Linked DNA regions of Mus musculus: region 2 is linked to region 1. Evidence: chromatin loops called from intact Hi-C (ENCODE). Cell type or tissue: heart. All regions are shown on one strand.

Region 1 (8,000 bases):
TCTGTGCTGGTGTTTCAGACTGGTAACTCCTATCCATGAGGAACTGTTTTCTGTAGCACACAGTCTATTTGTTGGGTAAATTATAAGATATCAAGTTCTGTATTTTCTAGTTTAAAAAAAATCACCTTGTTCTCTTTTCATATTTTCTGTTTCTTGTTTTGATTTATTCTACATGCGCGCCTTTTAAATCCTGAGACCGCTCCCTCTCCCTCAATACTGGAAATTGAACCCAGGACTTTGAAAATGTTAAACAAGCATTCTGTCTCCAGGCCACACCTCCAGTCGCCCCTTCTGAAACCTGTCTGCCTGTCTGTCTCGTCCTTATAGTTCCACATGTCTCCTGATGGTCTACGGAGAAATCACCAATGCAGAAAGGCAGTAAGTAGCCCAATTGAAAACTGAAGCGGTTATCAGCTCACTGCAACCTCTGACTTGCGACTGGTAACTAGACTGCTTTCTACTGCACTATGAATATGCATTATGAATCAGTTACATTATACTTTAGATTGTTACATACCTATGAAAAAAATGATTTTTCTCCTAGTAAGCATTTAGCTACACTCTTGACTCAGCCTGTCTCCCTGGCAGTGGCCAGAGGCTCTAGTCCCTGTTCTGGGCCTTTTTGTCAACGGGCTTGTCCCGGCAATGTAGTTCTGCAGTTAAAGACATGGGTAGCTTTTCTGAATATTTTGAGTCCATGGCTTCTGTGGTGTCTTGCTTGGGTTTCCACCCCAGTGCTCTGGTTGTAGTGTCAGCCCTCGATCCTGTCTCTTGACTTCTCAATCTAGTCACGTTGCACCACTGGCCGCCCAGGCCGATGAGCAGCCCCCTCAGGCAGCAGGCAGGGGATTTAGGAATCCTACCTGGTGCAGCCACCCCTTCAAGTGCTCTCCTGGAGTGCTCCTATGACCCAACACGAGGCATTACACAGAGCATGAGGTAACAAGAGAGAACTATGAAGTAGTGTGGGATTTCACCTAGGTTTTTAAAAGAGCTGTGGTAAAAGTACACGTGTGAAGGGAAACATGGAGAGAAAGCCACGCCTTTCTGGAGGATGAGGTGCAAGAGTGGATGCTACATCTGTGAAGACGCACGCAAGCTTCACGTTTTTTACCCTATCCATTTCTATTGACTTTTACGAGAATAATATATAGACTTTCTTTAAATATACATATATATATATATATATATATATATATATGTAGACTTTCTTTAATAAAAAAAGGGCTGAATTTTAAAAATGATCTCTTGATGACTTGTTGACATTCATTGGCTCTTTTGTAGCTGTCTTCAGACACTCCAGAAGAGGGGGTCAGATCTTGTTACGGATGGTTGTGAGCCACCATGTGGTTGCTGGGATTTGAACTCTGGACCTTCGGAAGAGCAGTCGGGTGCTCTAACCCACTGAGCCATCTCACCAGCCCCTCATTGGCTCTTTAAGAAATGCTATGGTGCTTAGAAGGCGGAAACACATAGAGAGTGCCAAGAACAGTGCCTGACACACTACAGGTAACAGATCCTAGTTGTCACTAGGTCGCTGCCCCTGTGTGAAAACGGTTACCTTTTCCATCTGGCGCAGCGGCAGAGTACGTTGCCATGAAGCCACTTCCCGCGGTGTTGGCGTCAGAAATCATTTGTACCGTCATCTTGTTGCCGCTGGCTACGAGCGATCCAGGTCGGAATGTGCCACAGAAGCGCCCGATACGCTGGCCATTGGCGTGGCCATTGTACACATCCACGAAGTCATAGCGACACAGGTTGTCATTCTCCAGGTCTATGAATCGAAAATTCAAGACGACCACTTTGCCCTCAGGAACCTGTCAAGAAAAAAAAAAAAAGGCAGAGTTAAAACTGTTTAAAAGCAACAACATCTATAGCCTGTCTTCACTAAAGACAACAGAGCTAAGTCCTGCGCCAGGTCGGGGACGCGCCTCGGGGCAGAGTCCTTGCCTCGCTCCTGTGAAGTACTGGGTTCGAGCCCAGCAACACACACTCATAAATGAATAAGTAAATGAACCAGGGTAATTTCCTTCTCAGGTCTGGACTAAGCCAGCAGGATGCTTCTGAAGAAAAGCATCACCCTTACCCTCCTCTGCTAAGTCCCACAGTTCTGTTAGGTCCCTGACCTTATTCCTTAAGTCTTTAATCCCAGCACTCTGGAGGCAGAGGCGGGGCAGTCTCTGAGTTTGAGGCCAGACTGGTCTATAGTGAGTTCCAGGAGGACAGCCAGGGCTACACAGAGAAATCCTGTCTGGAAAAACAAACAAACAAACAAACAAACAAACAAACAATGAATATATCTCAACAAAGCTGCAAAATACTGGACTAATCTCATTAGATGGTGGTGTTGTTTATAAAGAATAGCAGTTCTGACTCATTTTATTAATACATTTTTACATATTGTAAAATGCCTCACCACCTATACTATGTGTTGCTTGGAAGGAACACTTTGAGACATCTTTTTCTTTTTCTTTTTTCCAGATTAAAAAAAAAAAAGAAAACCACACTGTACAATAGGCTTCTGTGAAGTTCAAAATTAAGGGTTTATTTGGCAATTGTATAGTTAATTTTCAGGAAGTTCAGTTGAGGGCAAAAATCTATATTCAGTTAATTGGATGCTTGTTGATTCGTCTTTTCTTAAAATCGGTAAGTTTTAGAAAACATTTTTATTTGTTTTCCTCGGGTAGAGAGTGTGTTTTCCAAGTACTCCTCAATGACTATGCACGGGTATTCTTTCCCCTGATCTCCCTCACCATGACTCCCCCAGGCAATTCCTCCCCTGTCTTGTGAGAAGGGAAGAAAAAGGTCCCAGCTCACCTGTCCTTTACTTTCTCCCTTCAGGATTTCCAACCCTAAAGTTTGAATCACCCACTTCATCTTTTCAACCACGTGTGTTCACTGCCAGGACTTTCTTCCATAAAAACGTACTCATGACCAGACAAAGGTCAGAGTGGGGACATTCACCCGGGAGTCTATGCTGACTGGTTCTGTACTCATCTCAACTAAGGGCCTCGGAATTAAAGGCCAGAGATACACCGACACTAATCCCGTTTCCCCAGGGCACATTTCACTCGACTACTGTAAAATAATGTATTTTCGATGTCATTTAATTTTTGTGTCAAAGCCATATAATAACTCACAGGAGAAAGCGTACTGGGAAATCCCAAGAGGGCATTATTCACCCCCCACCCAACCTCCCACCCCCACTTTGAGACAGGGTCTCAGGTAGTGAAGGCTGGCTTGGAACTTGCTATGTAACTTTGGATGCTGTGAAATTTGAACCCTTCTGTCTCCACGTCCCACATGCTGGGACTACAGTCACGTGCCACCAGTCTGTGATTTCTAACATGCTGAGAACTGAACCCAGGGCCTTATGCTTAGTAGGCGAGGACTCTACTGAATAAGCCCCACACCTCCAGTTACATTTCCAATTGCTAAATACTTCATCTGCTGTCCAACTATCAGAAACTCCAGAGATTTTATAGAAAGCACAGTTCGATGGTTAAGGGTTCTCACAAAAGCAAGACATTGCTTTTTAGAAGCTTTTTATTCCGAATCGTCTCTCAATGCTCACATATGATGCACACACTTGACAATTATTTGTTTATTTTGGTGCCAATTAGATGAAGCTGTTGTTTTGCGAGCTGATATCAGCTAGGGGATTCATTATCGGCCCGGAGGAGAGACAGTCCCAGGTCCCTGCTTTTTCCAATCAACAGCTGAGTCCTGTGTGGGCCAACTGCCAGCGGGTGCAGCAGTGACCTCAGTTCACCCACAAGCCCCTGGGACGTCCTCATTGTCACAGGCACACTTGCCAAGTCACTTGATGGCAAGGCTCCTGCCAGCGAACTGGGGAAGCGCATTCTAAGTCGGTGGTTTGCATTTTCAGGGATGGACAAAATGCAAATCCGCAGCCTGCTTCTCTGTGGAGGACACAAACTGTAAACAGGGTTCTGTTCCCTAGCACAACACTTAGAGACATGGTGTCCCTGCAGCATGTCTGTCTTTTTTTTTAAGCCATCGTTTCCAGCCTCCAGGATTTCTCTCTTTTACAACTGGCATGGTCGTTGGTGCTCTAATGCCCAGAGCGATTCGTGCACATCAAGCTTGAGGAGAAAGAGGGCCCACTGTTATCCTGCACATGCATTCTGCATGTGGTCCAGAGAATTTGACCTTAAAAGTACGCATAATTATTTGGCTGTCTTTCGAGATGGGACTAAACCAGAAGCTCACAGGAGCGTTTACAGCCTGTGTACATCTTGACACTCTTTCTTTCTTTTCTTTTTTCTATTTTCCTTTCATTGTTTTTTTTTTCCTCTTTAAAAACTAGGTCTCATTCCCTCCCCATCCTCTCTCAATACTATTTTTAAGGGAAACCTTGTCCATGTTTAGAAAATAAAACACATTTTAGTGAATAGAAATGATGTAATACTGTGAACATTTCCTTTTGTTCCCTGAAATTTTGCCCAAAAAAATTAAACTCCTTTCATGTCTAGGAGTGAGGGAACCCATCCACTGGAGTCTACGGAGACCTTGTCACTCTGCTCTACTGGAAATAACCCCAAAACTTCCCCACTGCATTGGAACCATAATAAACCTGAACTCCAGGTGTCAGGTAAATTGCTACAATGTGTACACCTTTTCTCCTAAAATCATTCCCAGAGACTCTAGGAAGTTGTTGCTCACATTAACCCAGGGCGATGGAGACTGAGGTAGAGAGGTCAAGACGCTGCATGGTCCAACCTGTCTCATGGGTCTTCCCTTTCAGACAGTTCAGCCTCCATGCAGGCCACTGTGCCGATTGAGGAACACCCCAAAGATGGCTCCCAGCTCAGGACCCCCGGTTGGACAATGTTTCTTCCTAATATGATTCGCTTTATCTTAGGTCTCAGCTCAAGGACTACACCTTCCCAGAGGCCCCCCCTGAGCCCTTCGGGCATCATATACTAACATTTACATGCATATACTGGCATATACATATATGCATATACATATATGCCTCACACAGCTACACTGCTTCTTCACAGGTTATTTGGCCCCACCTTACCACCAGCAAGCGTGGTATAGAGAACACAATTTATCTAGCATGGTTCTTGGAAAAATATCCATGGGGGGGGGGGCTTCTTAAGCACATAACCTCTCTCCAGACACATGGGACATCCACATTTCCCAGACTCCTTTGCAGGGAGCCTGAAAGCACGGGAAGAGGTCTGGGCCAGTAGAATGCCAATAGAAGTGGCATATCAAATATTCTGCACAATCCTCTTGGAGTTCTGTTTCAGATTTAAGAAAAGGATTCAGTAGAGGAAACAGGAGGTTGTATGTAGCAGACGACATAGCTATGCAGGACAGGAGTTAGTGCCTGAAGACGGATGCCCAGGAGAAGCCACTCACAGCTGCACAGTGATCAAGGAGAACTTTGTGCCGTGTGCGGTCACTGGGGTTTGGGGGTCTGCTTGTTAGAGAAGCTTTGCACTTTGTGTTAGTGCCCTGGGGAGTGGCACACACCAGTTGTTCTCCCCAACACTACCACCACATGTGGCTGCCATCTTTGTTGTTTTAGGTGTCTGTGTGTTCTTTACAAACAAACAGCATCGTTGGCCTCCCAAATAAAGCAGCTTCTGAGAATAGGCAAGGGAGAGGCAGCTTTGCCCAATGACAGATATATAGAGTTTACTTGGCAAGCAGTAATCAGTTAAAGGCAACTCATTTTCGAGAGGACGTGCACAATTTGGATTAGTCACAAAAATGTGACAGCGCAGAGTAACTGCCAGCTCTCTGTCACGGTGACAGAATGCTTGAGATGATGGGTCTGTAAGAGAATAGAGTGTTTATTTGGGATAATGCTCTCACAGGGTTATGCTGTTGCTTCTTAGCCTGTGATGAAGGCTCATATCACTGTGAGGAACATGTGGTAGCACAAAGATGGATTCCAAAAGAAAGAAACATGAAGGGGCCATGACCTCGATTTCCCTGTTAAGGAAAGGGATGCCCTGTTTTAGTTAGAATTTCTACTGCTCTGATAAAGTATCATGATCTTTACAAGTAAGCTCTGGAGAAAAAGTCTATTTCACCCTACAGCATATAGTCTGTCATTAAGGGAAGCCAGGGCAGGAACTCAGAACAGGAACCTGGAGGCAGGAACTAAAGAGAGGCTATGGAAGGGTGTTCTTTCTGGCCTGCTCAGTTGGCTTTCTCCTAAACTCTAGGACCAGGGGTGGATCCACCCACAATGGGCTGGGCCTTCCCACATCAATCACTAGTTAAAAAACACACCACAGGCCAATCTGGTGGGGGCATTTTCCCAGTTGAGGGTCTTTTTCCCCAAATGACTCTAGCTTGTGTCACATCGATGTAACATTAGCCATCAGAGGATCCACTGGTCTCATTTCCTTTGGGTGGGCTACCATCCCCTAATGCAGTGGACCCACACTTCCTAACTGCTACTTCCTAACTGTAATTTTGCTACTCTCATGGATTGCAATGTAAATATCTGTGTTTTCCGATGGTCTTAGGTGGCCCTTGTAAAGGGGTCCTTCCACAGGTTGAGAACCAGTGGCTTAGTGGTACCCCAGGCTGAGCACCAGGGCTTTAATACTTGCCTTTAGAGCACATTCAAGATCCACACTACAGACTATAGCAATGGCTCTAAATTTAGTCTCTAAATGCCACCATCATTACCGTGACTCCTTTACCTGGCTGAGCAGTGGGGCATCGAGAAGCTATCAGTATTTCTTGACTCCAGAAAATAAATGGATCCCCTCTTCCTCTCTACCTCATGTGAATTTCCCCTTCCTGGGATATATTCTTTCTTCTTCTCCATCCATTAGCTCTCACTCCAATTTCAAAGGTGGGCCAAACACATCTTCTCTAGGAACCTCCCTCCCACACACCCTCTGCCGTATCTCAGTGGAATTATTGTCCCAGTTGCCCCTCCAGAGCCCATTATTCCTCTCCCCTTGGCAGACAGCCAGTCACCTCACGTCTCACTGTGGTCTCTGGCATGCTCTCAGCCTCGCAGTGCACAGCCAGACATTCTCCCTCTGAGATCTGTTCAATGGAAACACAACAGCGGGGGCCCACGCAGCCGAGAAGGTGGGTGGGGTGGAGACAGTAATGAAGGAAACTTTCCTATTCTCATTTTATTTAATTCGATCTTGGGTGAGAAGAGTTTTGGAGCTTTTCTGTGCTGTTTGATTATCGAGTTTCCAAATCAGCAGGTGTTGTATTAAACTTCAGGGAAGCACACAGTCATAGCCAAGAGAGAGGAGAGAATTAAACTTCAAGAATGCACATGACCCAGAGCCTGGCAACACCTTTCAGGCAGGCTAAACCTCAGTGAGATGAGAGGCAACACCTACCGCTAAGTGGATATGCCGTGCCCAGGGTGTCTCCTTGGTAACACTCTCTCAATATGTGTGTACAGGATTGTGCATTTTTAAAAGCAGGGGTGGTAACTTCTCTATTATGCTTCCTGATAGACAAGTGCAGAAGGTTTCATACCACCAAAGAAAACTGATTTCTCTACATCTTCAAAAAGTCATTTTAGAACATTCTTTCAGGTCTCCAGAAGTTGTCAGTATGAGTTAATCCAGAACAAGATAGACATGATTGGTGGAGATTTGTGGAGGGGAAAATGTTCCTAAGTTAAACAATTATCCCATGTTACAGCTATTTTTAAGCACAGCAGAAATAAAAGCCAGAGGAGCCTTTTACCAGTGGGGTCTTCTTTGTCATATGTCCCCGGAGCCCTGAAGCTTTGTGTGTGTGTTTCCAAATATGTGTACACATGCATGTGTATGCACATGTACATGCAGATGTACATGTGTATGCAGGCATGTGTGTATATGCAATTGTGCATGTATATGCAGTTGCACATGTATATTCTGAATGCAGTTACACAAGTGTATGCAGGCGCACATGTATATTCTGTATGTAGTTGCACATGTGTATGCAGGCGCACATGGATGTGGAAGCCAGGGGTCACCCAGGCACTGTTC
Region 2 (8,000 bases), 110 kb after region 1:
TATGGAAACAAATTAAGCCACAGGATAAATGTACTACTCAAAATATCCCACGGCACGCAGAGCTGCCGTCAAAAGCTGCAGGGTGGTGTTAGGATGCCAAATAGAATCCCTTGCCACCTGTTTGAGCACGGACACCCTCAGAGTCCGAAAGCTTTTCTAGGGACAGAACTTAAAATCAGGTAACACTGTCCGGAGTTGAGCAGCTGTTCCACGTTGGCTGTCTGAATCCAATTCTCTCTCTCTCTCGTTATAATGGAAGGATCTAAGAAGAGGGCAGGCAAAGGCCAGAAGATTTTTGGAGAGTTAAGCATAAGCTAAACTCTCCAAACACCTGCCTGAGTGGAATCTTGCTTTGACTTCACTACACTGTCTGTTGTAGGCACTCTGAGCAAACCACTCTTCGAAATGATGTGGACGCCATAACCTTCCAGCAGTTCATCGTTACTACTGTCATTACCATGATGATAAAACATTAAACTCTGTTCATAGACACACTCTTCTTATACCTGAATTGTAAATTAAATTTTAAAAAAAGCTTTAAGCTAAGGAGAAAAGTAAAACGCTGTGGGTCTATTACTGTGCGAGACTGATCTTATACCAACAGGAGAAAAAACTCAAACTTCTACTCTGCTCTGCTGTAAGACCAAAAGGCAATTACGTGGATGGATACATGGATCGTTGCTTAGTGCCTTACGTAGAGTAAATGTTCAGTAAGCACTAGGAAGATCACATTGAAGACTAGGTAGGCATCAGCCAAAGGAGCCTAACGGAGTCAATCAGCAATGGCAAACTTAATGGATAAAGAACAAGGTGACAGAAATCATCTCGGTGGCTGGTGACATTTTAAGATCCTATAATCTAATTTTAAAGGTTCCCGTCTCTTATTTTGATCTATTTTAAAACTGAATAGATGTATTCAATTAAAGGATATCTTATCCATGATTACACACAATATATCCAATCAGCATCTGTATACTTGACCATGCAACATAGTCCTGCAGAGTAATAGACACAGCTGAGCACACAGCTGTCCCTGCTTTCACTATCAGTTTGAAGACTGAATTCTGTCACCTTCAGCCAATGATAAAACCCTTAAAAAGCAACTTCAACCATACCTGTCGACTATAGCTTTGAGCAGATATACTAGCTGGGGGAGTGGAAGGTTAAAACCCCTGGCTTGTTGCTGTCAGCCCCTCAGACCCATCACTCAATCAGAAAAACTTACCAGTTTGATATTCTTAGCAATAGTTCCCCCATATATAAAGTTGCCCATCAGATTAGGCTACGTGGTTTTCTGACTGTGAGCACTTACAGTGGGGTTTATGAATGGAAGCAGTCTAAGGCCACTCTGGACAGTTATGTAGCCCCGTACTTTCTCCCTGGGCTATTTATGGAACGTGTATGGCCAGTGGAAAAAGATCATGTTTATTTTTACAAGCCAGTCATGACATGAAGGAGTCTGTACTTCCTCTCTCTGGGAAGGTCATCTTCTTCACCTGAGTGGCAAGCTGAGAAAGGAGAAAGGGTCTCCCTGTAGCCAACTGAACCTGAGCCTTAGCCAGCCCTAGAAGCAACTCACGGAGCAATGGGCACAGACATCACTCATTTCCCAGGCACCCTTCCGAGGGGGCTGCTCCTGGAGATGCCACCTAGGTTATGGCTACAAATGAAAAGGAAATTGGGTTTTATAATATGTTTCAAAATTTTACTGCCGAATAGATTGTATGAAGATAGCGAATCCTTATGTATAATTTGTCATGTATTTTGAACTGTTAAATGCAATCAAACCTAGTGGATGTGGTGAAATGGAGAAGGTGGAAAAGTATTATTTTAGAGTTTTATTCTGACGGCTACATTACTCCTGAAATGTGTAATAAGCCCCGTTAGCTCTGTGCAAATAGACTGAGTAAATATTTGCTCTAAAATGGCATTATCTGCCTTAACAGAAATAACATAGTTCAGAGCCATGAACGTGTGGTTAAAGCATCTCTGATCGGGAATGGTGTATGTGGTGTATCTGGGAACAGGAAGGGAAGCCAATCCTCTTTTCAATTAGAATGTCCCATCCCTAATGCTAGTGGTGCAGAGCCAGGGATGGGGGTGGGGATGGGGTGGAGGGGAGGAGATGTCAGGAGGAGAGGGGAGGTGAAGCCTCCTTTTTCCTGGAGCATGCTGTGTGGGGAGATCTTGCCTGGGAAAGCGGGTCATCTCACTGGCTCGTGCATCATAATCACTTGAAAACGATCCGGGTATGATTTTTATCCTCAAGTGGCCTCTGCTTAAAGACAAAGACACACAGCTAGAGAGGACCCGGAAGATCTCCAACAAAAACCTAAAGTGACAAACTCTGGGTGTTAGTGCCTGTTCTCACGTTCATGGATTCTTCCAGATGTCTCTCTCTTGAGAGTTCCTTCCAGAGGGGGTGTCCCAATTCAACAACCATAACAACAAAAATCCTACATAATATCCCTTAAGCTGTTTCTTTAGTTTATGAATGAACATTCTTTGAGACTCTACAAGAAGTAACAGCAGCATGCAAGAAAGTGTACGTGGATACATCCTGATGTCTACAGTTATCCCCGGATATAAGTGCTGGATTCGGCTTCACTGAGTAACAGCACTGGTAGTAAGCACACTATCAACTTCTGTAAACACACAGAAATCTCCTGGCATTTTGCAAAGGATAAGACATTGACATTCATCAGGAGTCATGCAAAGTAAAATTTAAAATCCTATTAAGAAGTCCTAAATTCAATACATCCCGTCCCCCCTCTCTCTCACACACACACACATTTAACTTCTGTGTGCAAGTGAACACACTCAGGGCATTGGTTCCTCCAGGGAATTGTGCCAAGGTTCTCTATTTACAAATACAATAGCAATTAAAAGCATAGACAAAACACTAATCTTTTCAGGAGCACCATCTTACCAGGACTGAGGTAAGTGTTCATAGACCCCATGTGCTTGTCTTCAATTACACCACTAAGCCAATGCTCCCCATTCTTAGTTGCCTCTTAGTCTGAAGGACTTTTACCAAGAAGTGTGGCGAATATTTAAATATACTGCTGTTAGGTTAATGACAGGTTAACATTTATAAGAAATGTCTAACAACACTGGCCAATAGGGTCATTAGAAAGAATCTGGGAACATGTTCCCTAACTCTGCAAGGATTTGGGGTGACTACCAATCATTTCCACAGCCTGGATTCAAATGAGACTTTGAGGTTTAACTGGGCAATTGTAGTCTTAACTCAAAAATTTCAGTAATAAATAACAAGATTCTGACTTTCATAATAGAACTTCCTGATCCTGACTGCCTTTTAAAATTGAAGCAAGGATACATGTGTCGCTGTCCTAACCTCCCAGCCGTTGTGGCTGCAGTAGGAACCTCAGCCACGTTAGAGGGCTGACTCTTGCAGAAGCCAAACACTCTGTACACCATCAAGCTATTTCTGGCCCCACTAGAAACCTAAACCCACCCTCCACCTTCCCTCCGTTCTGTTCATCCATGATTTGCAGCAAAGTGGGAAAAGAATATGCTGTTCTCCCAGTACAAGAAGCTACGTTTGAGGACCAGTCATTTGGGCATTGCTTCAAAAGGCACATTTATTTTAGTGGCAACTTAAGTAAGTAGAGAGGAAAGAATCAGATAAAAAAAGAGAGAAAGAGAGAGGGGGGGGAGACAAAAACCCAGGGTGGGTTTTGTGGAATACATCAAAGTAAGTAGGAATTGGAGACCTATACAAACCACAGGAGCCTAACCAATAGTCTAATCAGAGTCCCTATGTAGTCATTCACAGTTTTATCATGACACTCACAGGCCTTCACAGAACACTGTTTAAAAATGTAGTCGAGAACTCTCTCAAGCAGCTTGCCCTAAGGTCCAGTTCACGTGTGCAATGCAGAAGGCTGCAAAAATCAAAACTATGTGACAAAGGAAATCCAGTGCATCTCACAGGCTTCGATAAATTATGAAAAAAATCATTGAATATATTATCATTTAAATAACATCTGATACACATTTTGAAATAATTAACTTGTGTTCACATTCCATGCATTGTCTAGCGGGTTAAGCCCCGGGTTTGTGTCTTTGTGCCCATTTCCCAACAGAGAAAGCTCCATTCTTTCGACAAATCCAAGCATTGCTAGACCTCAGAAGCAGCCAGGGGTTTGTGTTTATCCTCTTCACTGCATACCTGCCTTCACTAAGGGACACAGAAGACTGTTAGAAAAGCCAACTGCTTGGGGCTCTATCTGTAATCACAATCCTCACTGTCTTTGCAAAAATCCCTGGATATCATAGACAGTCCCTAATTTTCTTCCCGGAGGCCCTCTTCCTTCTGTTTCACCTCCCATCTCCCTCTTCTAAAGGCCAGTGGACTTGGGATTCCCCAACTGTCAGGGAACCTTTCCCTAGTGGCCTGCAGCACCCTCTTCCAGCAAAGAAGGAAACAACAAAACTTGAAAACAAACCAACAATAACAACAACAACAACAGAAACTCCACGCAAACCGGTGGGCAAACCATAGCCTCCTCCGGGGGTGGAGGCTCACTTTTTACTGCAGAATTCGGTGCTGTTCAGGAACTTCCTGATGACTAGTCCCAGGCAAACCACCAGCAGCAGCATGTAGCCCACTGTGCCCGAGAAGGTGGGCGCGGCAGGGGGTGCCTGGAGGAACTGGCGCAGGCCCTCTTCCACGTAGTACACCTGGTCATAGATGCTGAGGAAAGTGAAGATGTGGAAGAGCTGATGGCTGTGGCCAATGATGTCGAAGAGACCCGGCTGGATGCGCTCAGGGATCTTGCTCACGTTGAAGAAGGCGGCCACCACCAGCCAGAAGTAGCGGCGGTAGAAGTGCACGAAGAGTGTGGGGTTCTCGCCTCGCAGGTCGAAGAGCCAGCTCTCTAGCATAATGGGGCAGGCCATGCTGAGCGGCATGACGAAGACGAAGGTGCGCAGGGCGAACGGGTAGGAGCACCAGTCGGTGCGGCTCTTACAGCAAGCCACGGTGCAGGCCACAGCCAGCACGAAGGCCACGGGCAGCACGAGCGCGCGGTAGACCGCGATGAGGCGGGTGCAGTCCACGTGCCAGCCCAGGCGCTGCTGCACATACGGCGTCATGACCCTGGCGTCCAGCAGGCTCAGGCTGGGCAGCAGGTAGTAGTAGTAGGCCACGGTGCTGCCGAAGCCATAGTAGCTGATGGAAGCGTAGTCCAGGTAGAAGAAGGCGGCGCGCAGGCGCAGCGACAGGCAGCTGAACACGTGCGCCGTGCAGCTCATGGCGAAGGTCAGCAGCACCCCCGACGCATAGCACCACAGCGGCAGCAGCCAGGGGTGGTGGAAGGGCACATCGCTGCCGCCCAGGAAGAAGAGGCGGCAGAACTTACTGAGGAACAGCAGCAGCGGGATGAAGTGCGTCCAGAAGTTGAGCGTCTCATTGGTGGGCTTCAGCACCGAGGCCAGGCACTCTTGCGCGGTGCACGGCAGCCGCCGGTAGCCGGACAGGATGAAGCACTCCACGAAGTCATCGGGCACCTCGTCCCAGCGCAGCAGCGGCTTGGTCGTGGCCGCCGGCGGGCTCCGGGGGGCGGAGGCGGAGGCGGGATGCGAGCGCCGGGAGGTCGAGGCCGGCGGTCCCTTCACGCCGGCGCCCCGCTGCTGCAGGCGCCGCGGCATGGTGCCCCGGGCTTAGCTAGGGCGCGCGCGAGGCCACCGCGGGCGCCGGGCGCCGTCGGAGCCTTTGTGCGCGCGCGCGCGCGCGGGACCGCGGCCGCAGGTTGGCTACGCGGCCTCGGCTTGGAAGCGGGCTGCTCCGGGGGCTCGGCGCACCGGGCGGGAGGCTGCTGCTGCGCGCGCGGCTTGCCGGCGGCGTCCTCGCCACGCTCGGGTCTCTCAGCCCGCGGCCGGCCGCGCTGCGGTGGCGGCGGTGGCGCGGCTGACTGCGGCGGTGGTGGCGGTGGTGGCGGCGGCGGCGGCGCGGCGGTGACTGGGCATCGTGCGCGCGGGGCGGGCGGCGGGAGGCGGGATGTGCGCGAGGCGCTGGCGGGGGAGGGCGGCGCCGCGCAGGGCGGGGGCCCCCGGGGTTAGGGTGTCTGCGCCGCGGCGGGGGGATGGAGGTGTCCCCTGTCTTGCGTCTCCTACCATCCCCCCCTTCTCGGGCTGCGACCGCTCGGGCCGCCGCGTTAATGATTGATGCGGGGCCGGAGGCTGGCCAGAGACGCGGCCGCCGGCGCCCAGGGCGAGAGGGTGGGCAAGGGTGGGCGAGGGGGTTCGAAGTGCGACAGCCACGCCGGCGTTCTAGAGGACACTGGGGACCCGAGTTCGTGGGGGGCGGGGAGCCGGGCTGGGCGGAGGGATGCTCTAACTGTAACCTGCGGAGGTGTCAGGGAGGGCACTGCGGTACCCGCTTAGAGACGGTGTCCGAATCCGAGCTTGGCGGTTGTCAGACAGCTGGTGCTGCCTGCCTCTCTGTTCTGCTGTCTGTCATCCGTGTGTGAGTGTGTGTGTGCCCCCCTCTGTGTGTGTGTGTGAGTGTTGCCCTCCTACTCAATCCACGTCAAGTCCTAGTTTATTTCCTTACTCTAGCGGACCTATTCAGGTGCGTCACTATCCTCCTCCTCTCTCTCTTTGTGGTGTCTAAAGGGACCTAAAGGGACAATTCCCAAGCTGGTCTTCAGCTCAACTCACCAACTCGGAAGCCCCAGCTTACTCCTCTGTGGCTTCTTTAACTAGGAATCCGATGAAGAGCTCAGGAGCGCTCGACAACGGATTTTCAGGAACAGTTTCAGATGATGGTTTGGGGATTCAGAACGCCTCTAAGGAGCCGGGGAATGTATTAAAAAGGGTTTCCCAAGCAGAGCTGTGCAGGAGCCTCGGGAGGAAGCAGATGAGGGAAGACTATAGGCGTCTTCTAGAACAAACCAGAAAAGAGAGTTGAGAGGGTTCCTAGAGGCTTAGCATCGATGGTTTAGAGAAACCTATGCATAATTAACCTTAGAAGTACCTGGCAGGTCTAGTATGAGTTTCTTCAGGCAAGGGGCCCGAAGAAAAGGAGACTTGAAGAGTTCAGAGGTTTGTGATGAGCAGCGGTGTGAAAAATATCATAACCTAGACTTCCAAGATGGGGGTCTCCCAGTGACGTCTCAAATGTTCACCGTGTTCCATCTTTCAGTGATACTCCGGGTGTGGCTTCATCTGACCGGAGTCTTCACCTTGGTATAACAAAGATATACATACAGTTTTGAGGTGTTAGGCACTTGATGTCTTACAGCTTTAAAATATCTTAGATACTCTTTCCCCCATTTTGCAGATAAGGAAAATGGAGGCACCATGGCCATGTTGAGTACACCCAGGTGGTGAATGTGAACACAGGCAGTCTGCTGTTAGACTTCATATATGAAACTAGAACACCCACTAACCTTCACTAGGAGGAATCGGACTGCTAGGAAGGACCATCCCACTTAGGAAAAGGCTTTCGATTGAATTTTAAATTTTTATTTTATGTTCATTTTAAAATCAAAAGGGCCACCTTCATCACTAAACAGAATCTTGTAAGGAGGTTAAAGAAGATTATTAGTATGGATAAGTTGTTTATAACTAGACTGTCATTTTGTATTGTAAATGTTTAGGATTAATCAAGTCTTTTTGGAAGTTTCAGCCTTTTCTCTGAAATAGTTTCCACTCGTTGATTTTGCAAACTCTTGCACAATCAGGCCAAAGGTGCACGGTAATGTTATATCTTTCTGACCTATCACATATTTTTTGGCTAGTGGGTTTGCAATGAATTCGGGTTTTGGTTGAAGTTTTTTAACTGATCATTTATTTATCTCTCTTTCCCTTTTAGTTTTCCTCAGCTTTAAAATTGAACTCTAGCTTCCTTTACCACGTGGAGAGGGACCCGAGGTAACGTGTAAAACCGATTAGGAGTCAAGCATTCAATTCAAGTGGGGGGATGCTAAATCTCGGAACCACAGGAAAGTCAGAGGAACAAAATAATTCAT

The links. Hi-C counts contacts between places; a loop is a spot of excess contacts. Peaks named below come from ENCODE experiments on the same cell type or tissue, not always from the same donor. Only the 100,000 strongest peaks of a DNase experiment are listed, where the experiment ranks them.
Region 2: a loop joins it to region 1, with 2.0 times the contacts of the local background. A loop is called at or near these places in 5 of 42 quality-filtered maps.

Annotation. Positions count from the first base shown.
Region 1 is chr9:95,663,822-95,671,821 of GRCm38, reverse strand. It overlaps Pcolce2 (procollagen C-endopeptidase enhancer 2), which reads right to left. Exons shown (of 9, transcript NM_029620.2): 3 at 1,562-1,817. Among named protein-coding and RNA genes, the nearest start is that of Pcolce2, 30 kb to the right of the region's middle. In heart, no CTCF peak of the experiment used is centred here; DNase peaks (open chromatin) are centred at 3,791 and 5,741.
Region 2 is chr9:95,557,635-95,565,634 of GRCm38, reverse strand. It overlaps Paqr9 (progestin and adipoQ receptor family member IX), which reads right to left and starts at 6,001. Exons shown (of 1, transcript NM_198414.3): 1 at 1-6,001. The coding sequence starts at 5,676. The coding sequence ends at 4,549. In heart, a CTCF peak has its summit at 4,425; a DNase peak (open chromatin) is centred at 5,294; H3K4me3 peaks cover 2,555 bases; H3K27ac peaks cover 1,607 bases; H3K27me3 peaks cover 6,555 bases.